Regions from separate parts of the Homo sapiens genome. Here regions 2 and 3 are each linked to region 1. The links are chromatin contacts, found by Hi-C or POLR2A ChIA-PET in ENCODE. All regions are on one chromosome and are shown on one strand. Each heading gives the region's core, a stretch centred on a gene start or an enhancer-like site at or near the end of the contact. The rest is flanking DNA. Distances are from core to core; before and after follow the strand shown.

Evidence for each region. A loop is a pair of places that touch in the nucleus more often than their neighbours do. ChIA-PET counts read pairs that join two places held with the same protein, here RNA polymerase II (POLR2A). Pooled maps may share reads with other maps.
Region 2: a loop to region 1 is called in a pooled map, with 4 times the contacts of the local background. The contact joins the enhancer-like site here to the promoter of TLL2 in region 1. A Hi-C loop is called at or near these places in 2 of 37 single-sample maps with no recorded cell type and 5 of 50 pooled maps. POLR2A ChIA-PET finds 5 or more read pairs at or near these places in 1 of 52 experiments (activated naive CD4-positive, alpha-beta T cell).
Region 3: a map of naive thymus-derived CD4-positive, alpha-beta T cell shows a loop between it and region 1 (2.9-fold over the local background). The contact joins the promoter of CCNJ here to the promoter of TLL2 in region 1. A Hi-C loop is called at or near these places in 1 of 168 maps with a recorded cell type or tissue (naive thymus-derived CD4-positive, alpha-beta T cell), 2 of 37 single-sample maps with no recorded cell type and 9 of 50 pooled maps.

What each region holds. Positions count from the first base shown.
Region 1 is chr10:96,511,981-96,515,743 of GRCh38, forward strand. TLL2 (tolloid like 2) reads right to left here and starts at 1,946. Exons shown (of 21, transcript NM_012465.4): 1 at 1,531-1,946. The coding sequence starts at 1,705. RefSeq lists enhancers at 18-537, 1,727-1,796.
Region 2 is chr10:97,015,083-97,018,845 of GRCh38, forward strand. SLIT1 (slit guidance ligand 1) reads right to left here. Exons shown (of 37, transcript NM_003061.3): 28 at 3,504-3,601. Among named protein-coding and RNA genes, the nearest start is that of SLIT1-AS1, 86 kb to the right of the region's middle. Within about 2 kb of position 1,784, at least 3 of the 41 ENCODE cell types and tissues checked have a DNase peak (open chromatin) inside an H3K27ac peak, as active enhancers do.
Region 3 is chr10:96,042,172-96,045,934 of GRCh38, forward strand. CCNJ (cyclin J) reads left to right here and starts at 1,412. Exons shown (of 6, transcript NM_001134375.2): 1 at 1,412-1,548; 2 at 2,182-2,291. The coding sequence starts at 2,223. The region is part of intron 2 of ENTPD1-AS1 (ENTPD1 antisense RNA 1); the gene reads right to left. RefSeq lists silencers at 801-995, 1,123-1,692.

The sequences.
Region 1 (3,763 bases), core at 696-3,195:
TAAGGAACTCATGGTACCTGGGCCAGGCATGCTACCTGCTGAGGTTTTCTCCAGTTGTCCAGGAACCAACTCCTCTGCCCACCTTCCTAACTCAGAAGCCCCAAGAGATACAGCAGTAGGTAGATATTCTGCAGGAAACTTCCCTTACTAAGACCAGGCCCCTCAAGACTAGTTTGATCTCAAACCTTCACAAGATTCTCAAGTCTCACAAACTCCTCCTGCCTCCTAGTAACCTGGTCTTCCCCAGACTTTACCCAGTTCTGACCCTCCCAACCCCCAGCCTAGACCCGAGCCACTGCAGTGATAGAAACAATAAAAAATAACGACAATGCCATCATTTCACTTGCAGAGAATTTTCCCACAAATCACCTGAGTCCTCCTATAATTACTGCCACCAATTTAGAGATGAGTAACCTGGAACTGATAGAGGTTTCCAGGGCGTGAAGGGGCAACCACTGGCCCACAGGCCCCGCAGAGACCTGGCCGGCCACAGCCCCGGGAAGGAGCACCTGCCTCGCCGAGGGTGGAGGTCGCGCTCTTCCCTCCCCATTCTTCTCTGCCGACCGCCAAGTGAAACGGGGCCCCACAAAGCCGGAGATAAACACCACTACTCGCGGGACACTGGCCATGGGCCAGGAGCGTCTGTGCGAGCCTCTGAGCCCAGCATCTCCCTGGGAGCGTGAGCGTGAGCACCCCTCTGTCCGTGCTGGAACTGCCCCACACTCATCAGCTTGCTGGAACATGCGCTTGGCCCTTCGGAGGCTAACGCTTCAACGACTCCAGCTCGGAAGCCGCTCCCCTCAGGACTCACGAGCCGATCAGTGGCCCCGAGGAAGCGGGAGCTGCAGCGCCCGGGCGGCGATTGCGCCCGAAAGGCCCGTACGTCCTGGGGCGCCGCTTCCTGGAGGGATTAGAGCACCTGCCGGCTTCCATCTCCGCCCGCCCAGAGCGACCCTCAGGCCGGTACCGCTACAGGGAAGTTTCCGGCTATTCGAGTCTTGCTCATTCTCCCTCGGCGACCCCTTTCCTTTTGCCCGCTGTGACGCTTTTCTTTTTAAAATCTCCCAAGAGTAACCACAGATCTTGGGAAACTTTGCGCGAAACTTAAAAATGCTGTGAAATCGGAGCCAGGAACTCCATCTGAGCCTCGGAGCGCCGCGCCCAGTCCAGCTCTTCTGCTCCGGCCCGGAGCGTCTGGCGGTGGCCAGTGCTGCCCACTCGCTGTCAGGCGGCCCTGGCACCCACCCCGGCCCCTGGGCGCCCTCTCGGCCTCTGGCACCCGCTCTGATTCGCTTTGGGAACGCGCCAGCTGTCGCCCCCCGGTGCGCACCGCAAACCTGGGGCCGGGACATCCCAGCCTCGGAGTGGTTTTTAAGCAATTCCTCGGAGGCATTGTCTTCCGGGGGAGCCGGGGATCTCAGGGGAGGGGAGGGGAGACCCGCCCCATAGACGGTAGTGCAGGCTTGCCCACCACCTCATTTGCATTTCAAAGGCAAACTTCTGCGGGACTTCCCCAGCGGCGGCACCTACCGGCTTTGCAAGGGTCGTGGTAATGCTCCAGCTGCTGCTCCGTGCCCTCCTCGCCGTCCAGCTCTGAGTAGTCTGCGGTGGCGTCCGGGCGCTCCCCGAGTCCCCCGGCGCCGCGAGGCAGCGGCAGCAGCAGCAGCAGTGACACCAGGGCCCCAAGTGCAGTCGCCCGGGGCATGGTGGCGCGGGGCCGGCTGGGGCAGAGGGAGTTGCGTGCACGAAAGCTCAGCTCGGCCGAAAGACGGCGCACACTGGGTCGGTCGGCTCCGGCCGGGACTCGGTGGTTACACAGGGCTGCTGGGCATGGCTCAGGCGCGGAGCAAGCGGAGCGCGGCGCCCCCTGTCTTCGTCGAGGCAACCGGGAAGCAGCCGCTCGGAGCTACTTGCCCGGCGGCCGAGGCTGCGGCGGCTGCGAGTGTGGCGGTGGCGGCGGTGGTTGGAGCAGTGGCCGCTCCGCCCCTCTCCACCAGGGCTGGACCACACAGCCTTCGCCCGGGGCCCTAAGCAGCCAATCACTCGGGCGCCCGAGGCGAGGCCCCTCCTCTTCCCGGCACCTTCGCAACTTCGGAGGCAGGCGAGCGAGGTGAAGATGCTGGAGCCAAAGGCCGGGGCCAGCTCCGCACCCACCCAGCCTAAGGCGCCTGCCCGGGGCGCCACCTCGGCCTCTGGCTCCCGAGAATGCTGCTCCTGAAGATCGGGACTGGGCTTCTCGCCTTGTTTTATTTCCATAACTCACTTTACAACTCCCCGATGCACACGTGGCCAGAGTGGTTAGAACTCGGAGCGCTGGACCAGGAGCCCTGTGTACGGATTCATGTCACTACCAACTGGCTATGTGCATTCGGGCAGCTGCTTCTTTGCAGGGATGAGTGAATGTCTCTCAGGTCCCTCTCAGCAAAGAAAAAAAAATCGAGGATTTCGATTCTCTCAGCTCTCTCCACATTCCCTAGTCGAGCCATGAAGGGCGCTTGCTGGCGGCAACTAACCTAACCTAGTGGCCGGCGATAGGTAATGAAAAAAGATTTAAGTCCACAGATTTCCCCTCTCGGTGACCCTATCTTTCAGTAAAACCGTCTAAGATGCTTCACACAGTCAAAAAGACACAAATGAACAGCTGTACGTGCTACTTGTGTTAAATTACAGACATGTTTTTATTAAATAAGCCACTCACCGTTAACTTGATGGAATAAAAATGACCAATTTCTGAAGTCTGTTTTTTTTTTGCCAATTAAAAACATATGCCCAAATAATGACACTAATCAAGAGCTATTTGAAACCCACTTCTATTTTGTACCTAAAATGTAAAAATTCTCAGAACTGAGCCATTTTGATTTAGAGATATAAAAAGTATTATTACTGTGAGGCTTTTCAAAGATCTTTTTATGCAAGTAAAATGGCCCTGTCAACTATAACACACAAATGTGTATGTGTAGAAATGTTTTGCATCATGCCCAGTAGAATCTTTTTTCAATTTAAACTGCAAGCAGAAAAATGGACAACTTTCCTTTTGGATTTCCACATGGTTTCACATACATCAATGACAAAATAGTCAACAGGGAGCCCAGAGCTGGGCTTCACATCAAACTCTGAATTTCTTGCACTTATGGTCATCTGTCTTCTCATCTATCAACTGGGATAACAAGTCCTTCACACAAGTAAAGGGCTAAAAGTTAACTATTGGAAGGATGCTACTCATATTTTGTCCTCGTTCTTAGAAAGAAATGCAATGTTGACCCTGCCTCATGCTGTTTTCATCAAATGGGCACATAACATACAGAATGGAGCCAGACAGGGCAAGATCTGGTTAGAAACTGGCAGGTGGAAGGAAGGAATTTGAAGAGGATAAATGCCACCAAATGGCAGGAAGGCCAAGTGGCCAGCGCATAGGCAAAGGAGTGGGAGGGGGTTGAATGGCATGCATTTCTGCCTGAAAGCCAGGAGTCAAACCCAACGCCATAGCTCTCTGCATTCACCCCCATGAAGGTCATCACCTCTCAGTAGACGAGTCCAAAGAGTCAACATCTAAAAGGCCTAACAAACTTCTGTGACACTTCCAGGTCTCCAGATGGCACTAGGCAAACCACCAACTGGCTTCCTTATTAGAAGGGAATTCCTCTGGAAAATAGACATGAGAGGCCACCTCTTGTGCAAGCAATGAGGTTGTGAGCTTTTATGACCTCTAATGCCCAGCTGGTGAGTAGTGGCCAGGTCTTCTCACCAACACCCTTTGTCCAAA
Region 2 (3,763 bases), core at 534-3,033, 500 kb after region 1:
AGAGAGAGGTCCAAGAAATTAATTTCCAGATCTTCAAATATCTGCACGAGCTCTTCCCTAAATTGACCCAGCTCAGAACTCTAAAAAGGTGGCATCTGTCCCAGCCCCAGCCCTTACAGACTGGGGGGTGATGGGACAAGCCCTCCAGGTAGAAAGGTGGGCATGCTTCCAGGTGCCAAATAAATGGGCAGTTAGGAATCCTGATGTTTAGAAAGTGAATGAATAAATGCAATCTAAGTCAAGAGGTTTCCAGTTCTGTGCACTGGAAGTAATTGAAGGAAGGCCTCATAGAACTGTCAGCTGATAGAACATTAAAAATAATCTTGATGACAGGTCACTGTGGAGATTTGGCATAAAAACTGGGAGGGCTTTCAAAGAATTAAGTGACATGGCTATAATAAAACTCCTAATCTCACCAGTTTATTTACATGAACAAACTTCCCAGCATTTATATCTATAAAAACAAAACAGGAAAAGATCAAACGCTGTGTCCTCTCTCATTCTGCAACATTCACCCATAAACCAACTGAGAGAAGAAAAGAACAAAAAAGCACCCATCCATCTCATTAAGAGAGATACAGTCCAATAAAATTTTCCTTCTATGTGTAATAATTTTCAATCCAATTCTATAATACAGTTATGTTGTTTCGAATTATTGTAGGGATAACTCGCTGCAAAAGAAACTTTAAATCAGAGGCTTATGGTGATGAGAAATAAGAAAAAAACTTTAAGTTTTAACTTACGTGTACCCATGTTGGGGACAGAGACGCATGGCAGAGTACTCAAGAAAAGAGTCTAGCATAAAAATATATTTGGTTAGAAAAAAAAGACAGGAGGGTAAGGAGTAAAATGGAAATACTAGTTAGAGGAGAAAAAAGAACAAGGTAAAATGTTTAACTGTTAAAGAAGAACTTGTTCGTGTCATTTTAAAATGGTATCCAATTGGCCACGTGGGGTGGCACATGCCTGTAATCCCAGCACTTTGGGAGGCCAAGGTGGGTGGATCCCTTGAGGTCAGGAGTTTGAGACCAGCCTGGCCAACATGGTGAAACCCCGTCTCTACTAAAAATACAAAAATTAGCCGGGTGTGGTGGTGCATGCCTGTAGTCCCAGCTACTCGGGAGGCTGAGGCAGGAGAATTGCTTGAACCCAGGAGGCAGAGGTTGCAGTGAGTCGAGATCTCGCCACTGCACTCCAGCCTGGGTGACAGAGCGAGACTCTGTCTCAAAAAAAAAAAAGTGTCAAAATGATGTGCTGTTTAGATTGCATTGGAGAATGATAAAAGAGTGATTTAATGTCATATTTTTAAAGCTTAATTTATTTTTTTATTTTAGAGACAGTTTCACTGTGTTGCCCAGACTGGAGTGCAGTGGTATGATCACAGCTTACTGCAGCCTCAACTTCCTGAGCTCAAGTGATCCTCCCTCCTCAGCCTCCTGAGAAGCTGGGACTATAGGCATTCACCATTACACCTGGTTAATTTTTAATTGTCTGTAGAGATGGGTTTTGCCATGGGGATTTTGCCATGTTGCCCAGGCTAGTCTCCAACTACTTGTCTTAAGGCCCTTCCACCTTAGCCTCCCAAATAAAGTGATAGTTTTATTCTTAAATGTTAATAATATTTATAATATCTGGAAAAATTACCTCCTTTGCAATGAAAAACTTAAAATGAAAATTTTAGCTGTCAATCTAAGGATGTGTGAGGGAGTGTATAGTTTTTAGAATGTATCTGGGGAGTCTGTGAGTAAAAAGAATTCAAATCACCATTGCAGGAAATGGTCTGTGGTTAACTGTTTTCCCTGAAGGCTGGAGGGGACCAGCAGCAGGGTTTTAAGCTGGGGTGACAGGGTCAGTTTCACATTTCAGAAAGTGGCCTGTGGTACGAGCTGGGGCAGGGTAGCGGGAGTAGACACAGGTCAGGGGATAACAGGTGCCCCAGAGAGCCTTGGGGTTGAGGGGTAACTCGTGGAGGCACCCCCTTTCCACCTGGAGAGCCCACTCCCGCAGCCCGCATTCTGTAAGGCAGTGAGGTGAGGGGGCTGCCCCATCTCCCCATCTCAGGGTGAAGGGGGTGTCCTTTCAGCCCCCAGCTGGGGCGTCTCAGGAATGAGGAGGGCGCGCCCAGGGAGTTGCTCACCGAAGCCCCGAGGAGGCTGGGTGCAGAGTGTAAGGACGCCGTTTCCAAGGCAACCAGGGGAAGAGAGGCCATTTAGTGATTCATTTTTACATCTGGTAATTTGGGTATGCAGAGGCAGGCTCAGCCATTTCTGCCCCCAGATTCAACATCATTTTCGGAAGAGCCAATGTATTGCGCCAGCAATTTATTTTCAGCAACTAAATACTATGTATTCCTCAGAAAAGCTCTGGGAGGGTGGGGCTCATTGGGCGGTCCTGTGGGGAGCAGCCAGTGGGAGGGCGCTTGCGTTGTGATGTCAGCTCTGGAAGGACTTAAGAGATGGGGTCATTAGGGCTGGCCCCTTCACTGAATAGCAGAAAATGGGCTGCTCAGGGCAGGGCCGGAGGGCTATCCCCTCCCACAGTGCCCAGTGTGACTCATGAGATGGGGGGACCCCAGAGAAAGCAAACAGGCCTTGGCTCCCACCTCTGGGCAGGCCTCACCCACCCAGTGGCAGCCCCAGCTGTGTCTCAGGGGCTCAGGGGGCAGCTTGAGGAGGCTGGCCAGGGCCCTGTCTGCAGGCAGCACTGTCAGGAGCAGGCTCTTCGAGGGAGATTGGAGGCTTTGGGGTGAATGGAAATTTTCTTTTCTTTTTTTTTTTTTTTTTGAGACAGAGTTTCGCTCTTGTTGCTCAGGCTGGAGTGCAGTGGAATGATCTTGGCTCACTGCAACCTCCGCCTTCCAGTTTCAAGCGATTCTCCTGCCTCAGCCTCCGGAGTAGCTGGGATTACAGGCGCGTGCCACCACACCCAGCTAATTTTTGTATTTTTATTAGAGATGGGGTTTCACTATGTTGGCCAGGCTGGTCTCAAACTCCTGACCTCGTGATCTGCCCACCTCGGCCTCCCAAAGTGTTGGGATTACAGGAGTGAGCCACCGAGCACGGCCTGAATGGAAATTTATAGGAATTTCAAACACCCCTGCTGTGGTCCTTGGCACTGCACTGTATATGCTTTGGCCATGGAATCCGAGTGCCTTCAAAAAGGCCCCCATGGCACCTGGCAGGAGCAGGAAGAAGGCCTGGAGCAGGAGGCAGCAGAGCCCACTCCAAGCCCTGCTCAACCCTGGAGCTGGGGAGCTGTGCGGCTTAGGTATCCACTGGTCTCTCTGTGCTCCCACTGCATCTGCGCAAGGAAGGGCTTGGCCTGGTGGGCTTGGAGAGCCCTCTGGCTATGATTTGGAGTACATGCCTGCCCCCGACAGTGCGCCTCCACCTCCCCACAGGGCACAGGAGGCCTGGGCCATCCCTGATGGAGAGGAGGGCCCTGAGGCACAGGTGCTGGGCCCATCAGCACTCACCAGGCTCCTGCCCCTCCAGGTAACTCACGTGAACGGGGCATCCTCGCCCTCCTGTGCATGGCAGGTGCCCCCATTTTCACAGGGGCCACTGGAACAGCTGTCCAGGGACACCTCACAGTCTCGACCCTGGGGGGAAAGTCAGTGATGGGGACCCCAGGGAGACCCAGGAGTTAGTATGAGCCAACAGCCAGCCAGACCCTCAGCAGCTCAGCCTCTCCCTGTCCCAGGAGTTACTTGTTTTCATTCATTCATTCGTCCACTTCATTCATTCATTCATTCATTCATTCA
Region 3 (3,763 bases), core at 162-2,661, 470 kb before region 1:
ATAGGCCCTGGACAGTTATTTAGAAGCCAAATTATTATAAAGTTGTTTAATAGTCATGAAATGGAACCCAAGGATGTAGACACTATTTAAATGCCATTAAAAATGGCATGAAGCTTTTAGCCTGATGTGTCTACCTTCACTCTAGAGGACCCTGCAACTGAGAGACAGGCCAGGGCAGCCTTCTCCCTGGACTATGTCGGGTTAGGCCGGGATCTGCCAACTTCAGCTTCTGAGTTTCCCTTTTCTTGCCTTTGGTTCCTGCGGGCCTGCTCTCCTGGGTATAAGCATCGTCTATGGATAGGGTACGGCTCATATACATGTCTGCTGATGATCTTCAAATGAAGATGCCACCCAGAATCACATAAAATGTATTTATCACTTTGTAGTAGTTCTTTATCATCATGTATCTTTTTGGACAAAGGATTCAAAGTAAAAGGGGTGAAGTTTTAAAAATATTTACGTTTTACTATTAAGAGATTGATCTCCAGTCTCAGAAAAGTGGACAGTCTCACTGTCCTAGGGTTACCATCCACCTCTTTTGTGATAATCCACCAAAGAGGTTAAAATACAATTGATTAGGTTTCCTCTAATCACATTTCAGCCCCCATATCACCTCAATTGACGTCGGAGTGTTCTCACAGTTTTGCAGTTTCCTGATTTACGAGCACAGATGGTTAATTACATCCACCATGGGTTTGACAAGCAAGGTTACTAGAAGTAATCTTAAATGTCTTCATTCAAAGCTCTTGGGAATCCCTACAGCAACGAAAATAAGGAGGGGGAAGAGATTAATTAGGTTTCTAGAAGAAAGGTGGAGTTTGAGGTGGAACTTAAAAAAAGAGCATAATTTCACAGGAAAAAAAAAACGCTTCAGGGGCTGCAGAAACAGCTAAAGCACATTTGGAGGGCCTGATGATCCACGGAGCAGCCCCTGGGATGGAAGCGGTTGGTGCAACGTGAAGTAAGGTAAACCGAATCCATGCCGTGAAGACTTTTAAACGCCAAACTGAGGCGTCGGAACTTTGCTCCGCGGGCATCGAGGAGCCATCGAAGGTTCTCAGCAGGTGAGTGGCCTAACTGGATTGGTCACTGCAGTGATCCACCTTACAATTTCTCCGGCGCTCTCTGCCGACCTCAGCCGGCGATCAGGCCGGCTTCGCAGTAGGTGGCGGCTGAGCGCCCCGGCAACCGAAGCGCCAGGCCAGCCCAGGCCACGCCGCGCCGTGCGGGATGCTGACCGTACCCAGGCGGGAGCCGCCGCGCCGCCGCCTGGCGCTGCACCTGGGCCCGGCCCGGCCGCCAATTGGACGGCTCGGGGCGACCCCGCTGTATCGCGAGACGAGATTGGCAGCGGCGGGGCCTCAAGTGCCCCCGCGCTGGCTTTGTATGCGGAGCCGCCTGCCGGTCCTTTAACAATGGGCGGCGCGAGCGTCCAGGCGCTGGGCTCTAGCTGAGGCCGGCGCTTAGCGGCCCACTGTCCGCAGCATGAGCGGGGCCGGCGTCCGCCGCACGACGGCGGGGCTGGGGCTGTGAGGGCCGCGGTTCCGGGTAAGGGAGCCAGCGTGGGGCCGGGCGGCCCGGCAGGCCTGGGGTAGGCGTGGGGCAGCGGACCCTCCCGGGGTGAGGCGCAGAGCCTGGCTGGCCCGGCCTTTTGTTCCCCTTTCTGAGGCCGCGCGGAACGTGCGTTTCTCGGGGCTCCCGGGGAGGAGCAGGCTCCCGACGTCCATGCGGAGACCCGCGGCCAGGCAGACGCTCACCCCCGGGCTTTGCCATGGGAGCGTTTCCCCTCAGCGGGGCTATGAGCGTGTCACCTCTCCCCGCTCCTCAGGGAGGGCGGGAGAACTCCAGCCCCGGACGCAGGGAGCCCCAGCCGGGCCTCCCCCAGCTCTTCCCGAGCTCGCACCTGGCTCCGCGCTTTGGCAACTCAGGGCCCGAGTGGATCCCCTTTTGCCCGACACATAGTCGAGCAGTGAGTCTCAGAGTCCTTCGGCTCTTCCTGCGGGGGCAGACCCGGCTTCGCGTGTGGCGTTGGGGGAAACGACTCGGGTCGGGCTGGGTTGAGGAAGAGTCAAGTGAAGATGAGCAGCCACACCGGGTGGCCTGAGGTCACACCCCCCGGGGAGGGGGCGCAGAGGGTCGCGGGGGAGCCGGCAGTGACCGCGCCTGGGGTGTGTCTTACAGACTCGAGTTGCCGCGTCGGGCTGGGCGCGCCGCCGGGTCCCATGGAGCTGGAGGGGCAGTGGTGGCGAGGACAGCTGGCCGCCGATATTCACCAAGCGCTTCGCTACAAGGTAACTCCGAGGCCCGGCCTGCCTTCTCCTTCTGTGTGTCGCGCCAGTTGTTCTGAATCTCGGCTCTCTAGAAGGTCTAGTCAGGTTCTTTACTCACTATCTTCCGGGCCAGAAAAGGCGAGTTTGCTCATTTGCTCAAGGTTAATTAACTTCTTGGCTCCTTCTCTGGGATGTATCAAAAGAACCTGCAACCTGAATGAGTAGGGAGATGGTAGTTGGGCCAGGGAAGGTGGAAAGGGGCGTTCTGGCTTCCAGGTGGGTCATGAATTTGATCTTGTATTTTAAAAGATATATACACTGAATTTTTGTTGGGCAGAACAGCCCTCTTTGTTCGAGAGTTGCCGTTGCATGCAGCCAGTTTAAGTCGCTTTTGTACATAAATTCCTCAGCCTTTCCGCTAACTTGCCGTGAGACGTGGACAAGTGAAATTTCTGTTTCTTGATTTCCTCATCTGTAAAATGAGGAATAATGAGTGTGCCTTATGATTCTGGCGATTGTGAAACTTAAGTTAGTACCGTACATGTGCTTAGAAACTGCTCTTGGTATATAGTAAGCACTAAGTGATAACTTCTTATCACTTACCCCTCAGGATTTGGGCTGTTCAAAAGCCCTAAAGTGGAGGGAGTTGGCTGCCCCTTCCTGCTGATATCAAAGGCAGAAAGTAGACTTAATAGATATTGGAAAAAAATACTTTTCCAACACAAAGCAAAGTCTGTGTATTGTTGCTATTAAGTAACGGTTTTACTCTGCATGTGGCAAGGCAGATTAATGAGACATTTCTGCCTCTTCGATAACCAAAAGAGAGACCAGATCCAAAATGATCTCTAGCTTAACTCAGTTTCACCTTGGATAAAGAAAGCCATTTGTTAAATGTAGAAAATTGAGAAAGAAGCAAAACAGCTGACTTTCAATAAAAAGGATTCTGACTCTTGGGGTTGAGATCCTGGAATGATAATGAACTTTTATCTTGAGTTTCTGACCAGGTCAAGTAGATTGGAAAACCTAATTCTGACTTAAATTGTTACCCTTTTCTAGGCCTGAGATTTCTAAATGCTACTTAACTAATTCTGACATTCAGTCTCTTAGATTCACTAAAATACAGTTCAGCCCCCTAGGAGATGGTTTATACCACATAAAAATTCTAACTAATGGGATCTCTGGAGTGTTAGTTAGGAAAGAGTTGCAGTTTCTTGGAAAATTGTCCAGATACACTTTTGATCTTTTTTTTTTTTGGCAGATGTCATCTTTCAATGTGAAATGTTTTCTTTTTTAAAAAAATTAATATAGTTGCACATATTTTGAAAAGTGTTTTAAGTGTCAGCCTTTTTATCCCTCTGGTATGTAGTGAAATTAATTAGTTGATATTAAGAGTACTTTTTTTTTGAGTTGGAGTTTCACCTGACCTCAGGTGATCCACCTGCCTCGGCCTCCTAAAGTGCTGGGATTACAGGCATGAGCCACTGCGCCCAGCC